Regions from separate parts of the Homo sapiens genome. Here regions 1 and 3 are each linked to region 2. Evidence: chromatin contacts called from ENCODE Hi-C or POLR2A ChIA-PET data. All regions are on one chromosome and are shown on one strand. The core of a region is the stretch at or near the end of the contact, and the rest is flanking DNA. Distances in the headings are between cores, read along the strand shown. Region 1 holds the start of EID1 (EP300 interacting inhibitor of differentiation 1). Region 2 has its middle 27 kb from the start of DUT-AS1. Region 3 holds the start of SECISBP2L (SECIS binding protein 2 like).

Evidence for each region. A loop is a pair of places that touch in the nucleus more often than their neighbours do. ChIA-PET counts read pairs that join two places held with the same protein, here RNA polymerase II (POLR2A). Pooled maps may share reads with other maps.
Region 1: a loop to region 2 is called in a map with no recorded cell type, with 11 times the contacts of the local background. The contact joins the promoter of EID1 here to the enhancer-like site in region 2. A Hi-C loop is called at or near these places in 1 of 168 maps with a recorded cell type or tissue (GM12878), 18 of 37 single-sample maps with no recorded cell type and 11 of 50 pooled maps. POLR2A ChIA-PET finds 5 or more read pairs at or near these places in 4 of 52 experiments (GM12878, T-cell, activated T-cell and 1 more).
Region 3: a map of endothelial cell of umbilical vein shows a loop between it and region 2 (3-fold over the local background). The contact joins the promoter of SECISBP2L here to the enhancer-like site in region 2. A Hi-C loop is called at or near these places in 1 of 168 maps with a recorded cell type or tissue (endothelial cell of umbilical vein), 10 of 37 single-sample maps with no recorded cell type and 5 of 50 pooled maps.

What each region holds. Positions count from the first base shown.
Region 1 is chr15:48,875,917-48,880,208 of GRCh38, forward strand. It overlaps EID1 (EP300 interacting inhibitor of differentiation 1), which reads left to right and starts at 2,218. Exons shown (of 1, transcript NM_014335.3): 1 at 2,218-4,257. The coding sequence starts at 2,261. The coding sequence ends at 2,824. The region is part of intron 4 of SHC4 (SHC adaptor protein 4); the gene reads right to left. RefSeq lists enhancers at 1,793-1,902, 2,173-2,472.
Region 2 is chr15:48,357,015-48,361,126 of GRCh38, forward strand. No RefSeq gene overlaps it. Among named protein-coding and RNA genes, the nearest start is that of DUT-AS1, 27 kb to the left of the region's middle. Within about 2 kb of position 1,982, at least 3 of the 41 ENCODE cell types and tissues checked have a DNase peak (open chromatin) inside an H3K27ac peak, as active enhancers do; they include GM12878 and endothelial cell of umbilical vein, where a contact is called at or near this core.
Region 3 is chr15:49,043,905-49,047,806 of GRCh38, forward strand. SECISBP2L (SECIS binding protein 2 like) reads right to left here and starts at 2,542. Exons shown (of 18, transcript NM_001193489.2): 1 at 2,372-2,542. The coding sequence starts at 2,395. RefSeq lists enhancers at 1,999-2,138, 2,429-2,778, 2,879-3,008.

The DNA of each region.
Region 1 (4,292 bases), core at 968-3,467, 520 kb after region 2:
TACATGCCCTTAACTCACATCTGTTTGTGCAGCTCTGTGAGGAGATGGATGCAGAGCACACACGTCTTCTCTTACACACAGAAGTGAGATGGCTTTCTAAAGGTAGATCACTGGCCAGAGTTTTTGAGTTAAGAGAGCTGCTTCAGAGATTTCTTTGTAGAAAAACAGTCACCATTGGCGGCACATTTCAGTGACACAGAATGGGTCACAAAAAAACTTGCTTACTTGTGTGACATATTCAACCTGCTCAGTGAACTCTGTCACTTCAGGGACGAACAACAACTGTGTTCAACTTGGCAGATAAGGTGGCTGCATTCAAAGCCAAACTGGAATCATGCGGGTGACAAATGAACACTGGGATTTCTGACATTTCAAACATTAGCAGAGATTTTGAAAGAGACTGAGCCAGGGTCTTCTTTCTCCCAGCTGGTGCATGATCACCTATCTCAGCTTTCAAAATATTTTGAGCATTACTTCCTGTATTAGTCATGGTTCTCTAGAAGCACAGAACTAATGGAATATATACATATATATATACACACACACACACACGTATATACACATACACACATACATATACACATATATATGTATATATATGTAAAGGGGAGTTCACTAAGTATTAACTCACATGATCACAAGGTCCTACAATAGGCTGTCTGCAGGCTAAGGAGAGAGGAGAGCCAGTCCGAGTTCTGAAACTGAAGAACTTGGGAATCCAATGTTCGAGGGCAGGAAGCATCCAACACAGGAGAAAGATTTAGGCTGGGAGGCTAGGCCAGTCTCTCTTTTCACATTTTTCTGCCTGCTTATATTCTAGCCAAGCTGGCAGCTGATTAGATTGTGCCCAACCAGATTAAGGGTGGGTCTGCCTTTCGCAGCCCACTGACTCAAATGTTAATCTCCTTTGGCAACACCCTCACAGACACACCAATGATCAATACTTGTATCCTTCAATCCAATCAAGTTGACACTCAGTATTAACCATCACACTTCTCATCCACAAAAGACGGAATGGATCTGTGACCCATTTGTGAATAAGCCAGGTGAATCCACTTTGTCCACGCTAGAAGAGGATCAACTGCTTGATATTGCAAATGACGGTGGCCTTAAAAGTATGTTTGAGACAACTTCAAATCTCCATACGTTCTCGATTAAAGTCAAGGCGGAACATCCTGAGATTGCCACAAAAGTACTGAAAAGCCTCCTTCCATTTTCAACATCCTATCTTTGTGAGGCAGGATTTTCCACAGTAACAGCAACCAAAATGAGATTACAGAATAGACCGGACATAAGGAACACACCTCGGGTGTCACTGTGTCTCATCACCCCCAGATGGGACCATCTAGTTGCAGGAAAACAAGCTCAGGGCTCCCATTGATTCTACATTATGGTGAGTTGTATAATTCTACATAACTATAATGTAATAATAATAGAAATAAAGTGCAGAATAAATGAAATGTGCTTGAATCCTGTAAGTATACACAGTCATATAATTCATATAAGTATATACAACTTAAAACCTGAGGCTTTTAAGTTGAAGGTAAAAACAGGTAAAACATGTTTTTAAAAAACACACAAAATAGTATTTTGCTGTCAATACATAAAGATACATGTAAATGCAAATAAAAAGAATTCAAAGAATACACACCGCATTGCTAATAGTGGAAAGATACCTCCCAGGCGAAAAGAAATGGGACCAAGTATTTCTTCACTATAACTAAAAAAAAAAAAAGTACAATATATCTGTTGTTTGTGAATTTAACTTTTTAAATGAAAACACTAAAAGGACAAAATGGATTAGTTCTTAATATGCTGATCTGTGGTTATGGATGTTGTCTGGTTTGGAGACGTGGATTTACAAGTCATCAGTACATCGGTAAATTGCCCAGGGGAAGAGGAAGGGGGGGAAGGAGCATTAAATGTTACGAAGGCCATGTAAGGTTATTTTCCGGTTTGCAGCATTACAAGCAGCAGTAGGGTTAAGTAACACAGAAACTGTTACGCTCTTGCATGCAGGGTCCCTAGATACGAAGTTCGAATCGATGGAAACGTAGCTCAAAAGGCGACGCCAACACCCCGGAGAAAACACTGAGCTACTCCAACCACAGTGGCGCGCCAAGTAGGAGGCGGTACCTGAGGACCACGCCTGCGCGCGGGGTTACGCAAGCGCGCAGCCTTTGCGCACGCGCACGAACGCACGGCCGCGCAGCATCTGTCTTGCTGGAAGCTTTTTCCTAGAGGTTGAGCGGTTTGCACAATGTCGGAAATGGCTGAGTTGTCCGAGCTGTATGAAGAGAGCAGTGACCTGCAGATGGATGTGATGCCTGGCGAGGGTGACCTTCCGCAGATGGAGGTAGGCAGCGGGAGCCGGGAGCTATCCCTGCGTCCCTCCCGCAGCGGGGCCCAACAGCTCGAGGAGGAAGGCCCAATGGAGGAGGAGGAGGCCCAGCCAATGGCGGCGCCAGAGGGGAAACGGAGCCTTGCTAACGGGCCCAACGCTGGGGAGCAGCCAGGCCAGGTGGCGGGCGCAGACTTCGAGAGCGAGGACGAGGGCGAGGAATTTGATGACTGGGAGGACGACTACGACTATCCCGAAGAGGAGCAGCTCAGTGGTGCCGGCTACAGAGTATCAGCCGCTCTTGAAGAAGCCGACAAGATGTTTCTGAGAACAAGAGAACCAGCCCTGGATGGCGGGTTTCAGATGCATTATGAGAAGACCCCGTTTGATCAGTTAGCTTTTATCGAAGAGCTTTTTTCACTGATGGTTGTCAATCGTCTGACCGAAGAACTCGGCTGTGATGAGATTATTGATAGAGAGTAGTTAGATGCTGTTAAAAGAGGAGGAAACTACTTGAGGAGGGACCCAACTTTCCGCTATCTTTTGGGTTCATTCCAAATAGTTTTGTGCCATTGAAAAACTTGACCTTCAAAAAAATTTGTTTTTCAGAATAGAACACAATAGGACAGTGACTGCACAGTTGTGAAAAAGGAAGAGAATCATTAAAGAAAAAGAAAAAAGATTTTAAGACCGTTGAAATCAATTATCAAGAACGTCCTAAAACACCTATGGCTTTGACTTTGTTATTGATCCAGATTATTTTCCTTGCATTGGGGAAAATATCTTTCATATTTGTTTGCTGTAAAGATGGTTTTGCAAGAATAAGTCATGACCAAGACAAACTGCCAATACAAAAGCCCACTGATACTAATTATATAATGAGAAAAAAATGTATCCAACTAGGACACATATCTTTTGAGTTATTTGGACTGAAAGCTTAAGAAAACTTGGAAAATTCTATTTTGTGATCTAGTCAAGCCACAGTTATCAAAGGCTACATTTTCAGTGTAAGATAAATGGATGAGTAAACTCAAATATGTATCACGTGTGCTTTGTATCTTAAGATGTGTTTCCAAGAGCATCTGAAATTTTGTTTGTACATGTATCTTGATCATTTATAAAGCCACTGTGATCTATAAATCAAGAAAATCCATTGTCATAACCATTTTTAAAAGTCAAAAATTAAGACATCCTTAATTAAAAAGTTTCAAATCTAGACACTAAATGTGTGTGAATGTACAAAGAAAACAAACCATTGCTTATGCTGTTATATACTAGAGAAATTTTGTTTTGCTTGCTGTTTTAACTTGACAGATGAAGGACTTTAGTTGAACTTCATATTGTAAGAACTGTTAATAAAAGTTGTCAAGTAAAAAGCGCTATATCTAAAAAGACTTTATGAACAGTTATTCTATCAACTTTTAAAGGTTTTAAACCTGCCCAGAAATTACCTTGGTATCTGAAGTTTCCCTCTGTCTCCTCCTCTAATTAAGCTTGTTATTTGTCATGCACCAGCATTGGAGATAATAAAATTTCTTGTTCTGTGTATTTTGTTTGGCTAATAGTATTGCATACATACTTTCTCTGTATACTACTTTCTATTGTATGTGTTAACCAGTATTAAGGGAAAATGATCCAGCTTCAGCTATCTAATTCACAAATTAATTTCTGGAAATTAAACTTTGTAAATTAAGTTTTTGCCTATAAGAATTTGCTGGTCTGGGAAAACCTGCCCTATCAATGAGTATGTTGCCGTGGTTACCTTACTAAGATGCTGAAGTTCTAGGAGAGTAATGATTACATCAGAAGGCTAGGTTCAGCAAAATAAGTGTATCAGCAGGTTTTATCATGATCAGTAAAAATGTTCCAAATGCTTCTGCTCCATTATAGCAGTAAAGAACGAATATCCAATGCAACAGGACAATTCAGAGCCTTATTTATTTTATGGTCA
Region 2 (4,112 bases), core at 732-3,231:
AGCCTGATGCGCAGCCGAGATTAAGAATAAGCAGAGCTCCTGAGAATCCTTGAAAAGATTGGAGGTGAAGGGATGCTAGTTCTTCCATAGAAGTCAGATGGGAGTTTTATATAGTAGTGTGTGTGTCTGTGTGTGTGTGTGTGTGTGTGTGTGTGTGTGTGCTGTTATTAAAATGAAGAGTGACTCTGGAAGACTGGAAGACTTGGGGACAGCCAGACAGCTGGCCTTTGGGTTACAGTTGCATTTTCCAAGTTTCCTTTCCTTGCAAGGAAAGAAAATACTAAATTTAAACACCATCTTTCAATTTCTCAGTCAATAATTTCCTTTTCTGTCTCTTTCACAAATGCAGTTTCAAGACATCAATGCAAGGCATTTATTTTCTACGGCGCCTTTCAGAAACATGAAATCACTGAAGGAGCGTTGTTAAGCAATTCCAATCCCAATTAGGTTTGCAGCTGATGTCTACGTAGCCTTGTTTAAGTTACTATTCTTTAACAACTTGTGGTGTAACTAGCAAAAATTGTAAAAAGTGGACCTAGATTCTTGCAAAATTACCCTGTAGCGTTCTCAAGGTGGGGGAAAGAAAAATATGGACAACAATTGAACTAAATTTAATTTTATCAAGTTAATAATGCCTTTAAGATTATAGATAGGCCAGGCGCAGTGGCTCACGCCTATAATCCCAGCACTTTGGGAGGCCGAGGCAGGTGGATCACCTGAGATCAAGAGTTCAAGACCAGCCTGGCTAACATGGTGAAACCACATCTCTGCTAAAAATACAAAAAAATTAGCCAGGCATGGTGGCGGGCGCCTGTAATTCCAGCTACTTGGGAAGCTGAGGCAGGAGAATCACTTGAACCAGGGAGGCGGAGGTTGCAATAAGCTGAGATTGCGCTATTGCACTCCAGCCTGGGCAACAAGAGCAAAACTCCGTCTCAAAAAGCAAAACAAAACAAAAGATGATAGATAAACAGAGGAATTTGGGATTTGAAATGTCATCTTCTCTTAAGATGCATCTAGACAGTTGATAATTGCCCAAATAAGTTTAATATGGGATAGACTGCGAACTTTTTTTGCATGCAGATAGCATGAGTTATAGCTATTTCCTTATTTATATTCTAATAGAAAAAGAATTTTTCTTTGAGAAAAGAAAATGGCAACTTTACTATCTTTATCAGATGCGTTTCTGTCTTAAAAAAAGACCGAGGCTGTATGTGGGAAACAAAAATTATAACCAACATTAAGACAATATGTTGTTGAAAATACTGCTATCTAGAGGCCTTAGGAAATAGTATCTAGCAACCACTAGATGTCACTTGATGTTTGCTTTTTTGTAAAAGGTAGTTTTTTTGTTTTGTTTTTGTTTTTTCATAGTTTATCTGCAATTATAAGTCTACAATTCTCAATGGGTCCAAGCTGGCAGAAAACAAAATGCTGCAATATTTGAGTGAAAGCAGGCAAAAGTCATTAGATGAGAACAATGATTTTAACTTTAAATAAGATTTGGGTGGTTGCAGGGTTTGTATAATCTCTCCTGGCATTTGTAAGGACCAGAGAAGCCAGCAGCTTTGCCCTCCTGCTGTGTTTAAACAAAAATGGAAAATTGTAATGAACAGCTAGATTTTTCCTATCTTTCATTTTTTTCTTCCTCCTCCTTCCCCATTTTTAGGAGAATGTGACTTTTAAAATGATTGCCCTTTAATGAGGTTACTTGCAGCATTTTAAGATCAATCCTTCTTTGTTCAAATTTCTACCCACAAATCAAAACTGTTTTAATCTTCATTATCTCAGTAAAGCGCATGTGACAAAAGTAAATGGAGAAGACGTCTAGAAATGTTGTGAGGGTTCTCTGGGGTTATCCACTTCCTGTATTTGCTAAAACTCTAATAATCAGTTCCAGTAGAGACCATGTATCCTGGGGTTTTGTTTTGTGTAACAGCTATTTGTTTATTTTTTTTAACTGTCATTGTATTTTGGCTTCATGATGGTTAAATGAGTCTCCGTATTAAGTAAACCTCTCTGACCCTGCCTATTTCCTGTCTTGTCAAACCTTTCCTTGTAAGAATAACAGTGTTCTTTTATTTGGTAGTGTGCAGCATGATGTTTTTGGCATGGCCAACATTTTTGACTTGCAAAAATTTGTGACCTCAAGTGTGAGAGAAGTGAATGCTTTTTTCGGTACCTCATGGGGTCTCAATCTTAAAAAGTATCTTACGAAAGAATTATCAGCATGTTTATTTCCCAAACATCACAAATAAACAAATAGAAATAGCTTTTTTTAATAAGCTACTAAAAATATTAAACCAATGAATACTTGGTGAACATTTTGCTGCTACTAAACTTACATAATTTCTCAAACTGGCCTAGCTATATGAAGACACAGAGCTTTTATCATGTTCTGTCTAGTAATTCATATTTTTGAAAACATATTTTCAAACCAAAACACATTGTATGTGAGTGGAGTATGGCTATTCCAAGTCACAGAATGGAAGAAATATCTTTGTTGCCTCATCCTTATATACCTAGGTCTATTTAGTTCTGAAATGGATTCTATAAGATAAGAACCATCAAAATCAAAAGTCTCAATCAAATGCACCTCCTTTTTTTAAGGTAGCTAGCCATTTGCTAGCATTTTTCTCTTATCTTTTGGTTTATTTTTCAATAATGTGGACATTATGAGAATAAAATCATGGTAAACATCTCTTGCATTTAAAGATTGACAACTGCTAAATATTAATTTTGAAATATTGATAACTAATTAGAATCTGAAGAAAATAGATTGTGTTGATTTGAAGGTGTCATGAATAAATTCTTATAATCACATAGCAGTAGTTCTGAAAGTCTTGGCTAACAAAAATCTAAATATCTGCAGCAAATGGAATTTGATAAAAGTACCACCAACTAGTAGTTTTTTGTTTTTTATCATTGGCTAGAAATATAGTTCTAATAAAGAGCCTGTGATGTATAGGCAGTAACAAAGAAAAAGCTGAGGACTAAAAAGATACATTCATCATTCTAGTATGGAATATTTTTTCTCAAAATGTCTGAAACACAGAACTATAAGCTTAATTTAAGATTTTCAGCCTGAGCAACATGGTGAAAACCCATCTCTACCAAAAATTAGCTGGGCATGATGGTGCATGCCTGTAGCCTATAGTCCCAGCCATTCAGGAGGTTGAGGTGGGAGGATCAATTGAGCCTAGGAGTTCGAGGCTGCAGTGCACCGAGATCACACCATTGCACTCCAACTTGGGTGACAGAATGAGATCCTGTCTCAAAAAAAAATATTTTTTCTTAGACCTGTCATTCAAACTTCCTTTAATTATTCATTGTCATTAAGTATTTCTTTTTCAGAGCCAAATCCAAGGAGACTTAAATTGTATTATCAAGATTTATTTCATTTATACCACACACATATAACACATATACTTTCCTATACTATAGTTTTCAAAACACTATTGTGTTGTCTTCCTTTTTAGAAAAAAAATACAGTAATACTTGAAATTGTATTAGCATTTTAACTAGCCCAGCACCTATTTTTTTCCACATGTGGTTTCCACTGGTGGTTTTCATAGGCCTCTAGAAGTTGTAGGTGTAGCCCCTTGTAGGTACAGATTGCCTTGTTTAAATAAAGGAATCATTTTTTCTTTAATAGAACCTAATTTTTTAAAAGCACATTTAAGTTGTGCAGTTGTGATTTGAAATAATAACAAAAAGTGATTACACCTAAAAGTTCTAAACTGGTACAATATTATCATGCCATTAGCTGTGATGGAGCTGAAAGCTGATAGAACTTACACTTGTATCTCATGACTCTGTTTCCTTTGAAGTAAGCACTGGTGGCTGACCGAGTTTAATGTCCCAGCTTTTTGGATCTCTAAGAGGATTACAGTGTGATTTTATAACCTGCCACAAATTCCTCTCTATGCAACTTACTATGTGCTATGTATGTGTTTTTAAAAAAATCAACTGGAGCATGTGCCTGTAGTCCCACCTACTTGGGAGGCTGACTCAGGAGAATCATTTGAGCCCAGGAGGCGGGAGGTTGCAGTGGGCTGAGATCACACCACTGTACTCCAGCCTATGGGACAGGGAGAGATTCCATCTTAAAA
Region 3 (3,902 bases), core at 1,292-3,791, 690 kb after region 2:
ATTAAAAAAAGGTAATTCACAAGAACAAGAACATGAATGCCTTCAGGCAAAAAAAAAGCGTTTTTTTTTTAAAGTTACACTTGTAAAGTACACAAGGATTTAATTAGGTTAAGATAAAATGCAGAAAGTCTATATTAAGTACTACTTTTTAAAAACCAAACTTCTATGAATTGCTAACTACCACAATACTATAATGAGTAAGTTTTAATGCTGTAGGCATCTAGAGAAATTCTGAGTATGTCAACACTGGTCTAAAGGGAAAAAAACATTCTGTGAGGAAAAATGGAAATTGACACATATTACATATACTTTTCAATGACGTCAATCTACCTAAATTCACTTCAATAGTAGAAATACAAAAGTATAATCCAAATATCCTGGAAAAGCCATTACATGACTCTATGGCATAAAGAATCAAGAATTCCACAAAATTGAGAAATCTCAGTTCCCAATCTACTATTAAGTTAATGGTTCTTAGCCGTCCTTTGAGAATACGATGAAAATAATGGATTCTTGCCCTAGAAAAAGGCATATAAAGAAGCATACTCCTTCTAGGTCATTCATGGACCCCTGAATTAACTGCCTATCGCATAAATGAGGTGAAGACATCACTTTTCTATATATATTTTCTGAGTGTATAGGGAAGTGGAGGATTTTCAAATTATTCTTTCATTTAGGGTTAGGCTGGGGAAGAGGCAAGAAGTACTGGAAGAAAAAAAAGTCAACAGAAAACCTTCTTCCATGTTTTTTTCCTAGTTCTTAAATTTCTACAAGGTTTTAATAGGTCGTGGACTTTGGAAAGATGTGGAAAGGGGAAAAGGCTCTCTAGTTTAAATAATTTGCTCACAGCACTTGCTGCTAGGATAATCACAAACAGCTATGCTAAAAATTACCATCTAAATAGTTAATTATATTTCCTCTAGGATGAAAGGAACTCTAAGTATACATAAGGTAGCATTACTGGTTTTAGTCCTGGCATCCTAGTGAAGGAACAAAATGTTGAACCCTTTCATTAGTAACACACATACAAGGAAATGATTCAAGGAAAATTCGTATTCATTTGTCAGGCTTTGAAATCTCAGGTATTTATGATAGATACCTTCAAAAATGTTTTTAAATTAAACTAGATACAGGCTGTATACAGAATACTTCTGGGTCACATAAATGCCTAAGTGTATTTGCCAAGAGACTCTGTATCAATTTCTCTTTGGTAATTCCATGTATTGTTTTATAAAACTCATTTGTGTCTTCAGAGTTACATTCACATAAAGCTTTTTTTTAAAAAAAAAAGTCTTCTGTAAAAACAAGTATACACAACTAGGAAGCTGTGCTTTGCCTGCTAAGAGTCCGATTTCAAAATACAAACCGGCTTCAACTACATATAGACACATACAGGAATTTGGGAAATCTTATCTCATTAATTCAGGTGCTAATTATCCAACTGTAAAATTAATAGGCAGAAATTACTAGCCTCTCTTCTTCCGTCATCTAGTCATCAATGGGCAAGGCCTTCGAAGAAGGGAATAGAGAGTGAATAAACTTGGACTTCAAATTAAGTCGTTTCGCAGAGATCTTAAGAGTGGAAAATACTGGGGGGGAAACTATTGTTTTCGATTACTTTTAACACTGTTATCATCCCTGCCTGCTACCACCTACTAGCATGCATAATCAGGAATTTGATGCAAATAAAAATAAAACAGAACACTAATAGGACTACTTTGCGAATATGAAAACGGGTTCGAAAATAAGCTTATGCTTTACACCCTTAAAATAGAGCTAGCTTTAAAAAAAAACCCACTAATTACAATTCTTTGCAAAATAACTGGATAAAAGGACAAGGGGAAATCGTAGTATCGTTTCTTAAAAGAAACACCTCCGTAAAACCACTGCAAAAACAATGCTTCGCTCCATTGAACACAGACCTAAAAGGCCCGTGACTTCCCTTCATCTGTAGTTACCACACATTCTCTTACAGTCTTTCTGGGTGAGAAGCCTTCAAACGCCTTTCCACCTTGAAAACACATTCCAGAGCTGAAGGGAATGGGGGAAGCGGGGAGACTACTAGAAGTTATAAGCCCTCCTCCCAGGAGAGCAGGGACAACTTGGAGCCTTCTGACCCCTTCACCAAGCAGGGGAGAAGCGGCAACGGCGAGCCCTCCGCCTGGGAAGTAATCAGGGTTGGAAAAGCCCCCAAGTCCCAGGCAGCAGCTGGAACAATGAAGGAGAGCTGGGAGCTGCCAGGCTCCCAGGTGAGGGGGTCTGCGGCCGCAGGACCGGCCCCCGGTCCCCACGTTCGGAGAACTGGGCCTGGCCTGTGAGGAAGCGGCGACCCCAACCCCCGGCTCGGCGGGCCCAGCCCAAACCCGCGTACCTGCTCCGTGGGGGCTCGGTCCATGGTGCCTGCAGCCGCAACGGGCCCGCGCTAGTCGGTGTAAACAGCGCCTCGGGCCGCTTTCTCCATGGCCCCCCGCTCGGGTCCAGACTGGGTTCCGGACCTCCGCCCCTATCTGGCTGGCCGCGACACCGATTCGGCTACGCCACTGGCCGAGGAGGCGGCTCCAGCTCCGGGAGATGGAGGAGGCGGTGGCAGCTTCGGGGAGGGATCATCTGGGACGGAAGCCGAGGAGGGCCCGAATGGGCTGGAGGCGTAGTTAGAAATGGAGGCGCACGGAAGGAAAAGGAGTGGGGAGGAGGCAGAGAGGGGCAGTGGGCGGAGTGACAGCAAATGGCCTCAGCAAGGGTAGGAGGAACCCGGCCTGGCCTGGAGGCTAAGGCCAGGTGGAGGCGCCCAGGAGCAGGTGCCCCGAACCACACGCCACCCCTGCGACTGTTAAACGAGAAGTGTCAGACCACTTGGGACCCAGGTCTCCCGGGACTTCAAAGACCTCTTCAGGATCTGAAACCACCTCTTAGTGATGTTGGAAAAGCTTTCATCTGCCCACCGTACATCTGCTCCTTCCTTATGTTACGCAAATAAAGGGAGTCATGACTATAAAGGAATGAGAATATTCTGAAAATAATGGAGTCTTGCCCTAGAAAAATGCATATGTAAAACGCATACACAGAATGACTGGAAGAGGCCCGCTAGGAAGCTCCCCACAAATATTTATTGAGAGTTAATTCATTATCCAGGTTCATGCCCACTTCTAGGCTCACATCCAGGCTGACCTCGCCCATCTCAGAAATCCTAATTTTATGCAGGATCTGTATAACACCACCCAACGGGTAATTATTTTATCTTCAGATCCTTAGCTCCTTAAGGGCAGAGACTGTCTTGAAACTGGGCACTACCGTTAGCATGGCAAATTTCTTCTGGGCATCTCCTCAGACACACCCTCCAACACCCACACCCTCTGTGAAGATTCAACCAACTGCGGATAGAAATATTTTGAGGAAAAAAGAAATATCAAGTACAACAATAAAATACAAGTAATACAGTTTAACAACTGCTTATACAGCATTTACATTGTATTAGGTATTATAAGTAATCTAGAGATGATTTAAAGTATATCGGAGGATATGCATGGATTGTATGCAAATACTACACCATTTTATATAAGGATCTTTAGCACTCATGGATTTTGGTATCAGCAGGGATCCTGGAGCCAATATCCCCCCTGGGATACTTAGGGACAACTGTATAAGCTAAATTACACTTAAGTGAAGGTAGAGTTGAGGTGGCTGCTGTTTGGGGCACTGGTGTGGAGATCCACAGCTAGGAATGGGAAAGAGATTTTAAGAAATTTGCTTTGTCATGCTTCAGGAGATATCAGTAAAGACTAATTGCCTTTTCAGTTAGTCTAGGTTATTAGTCTGGTTATTAGACTCCAATATGAGGCTTGTTATGTGAAGGCCCCTTGCTGTACTTATGTTGATACAGGTTGGGTATCTCTAATGGAAAC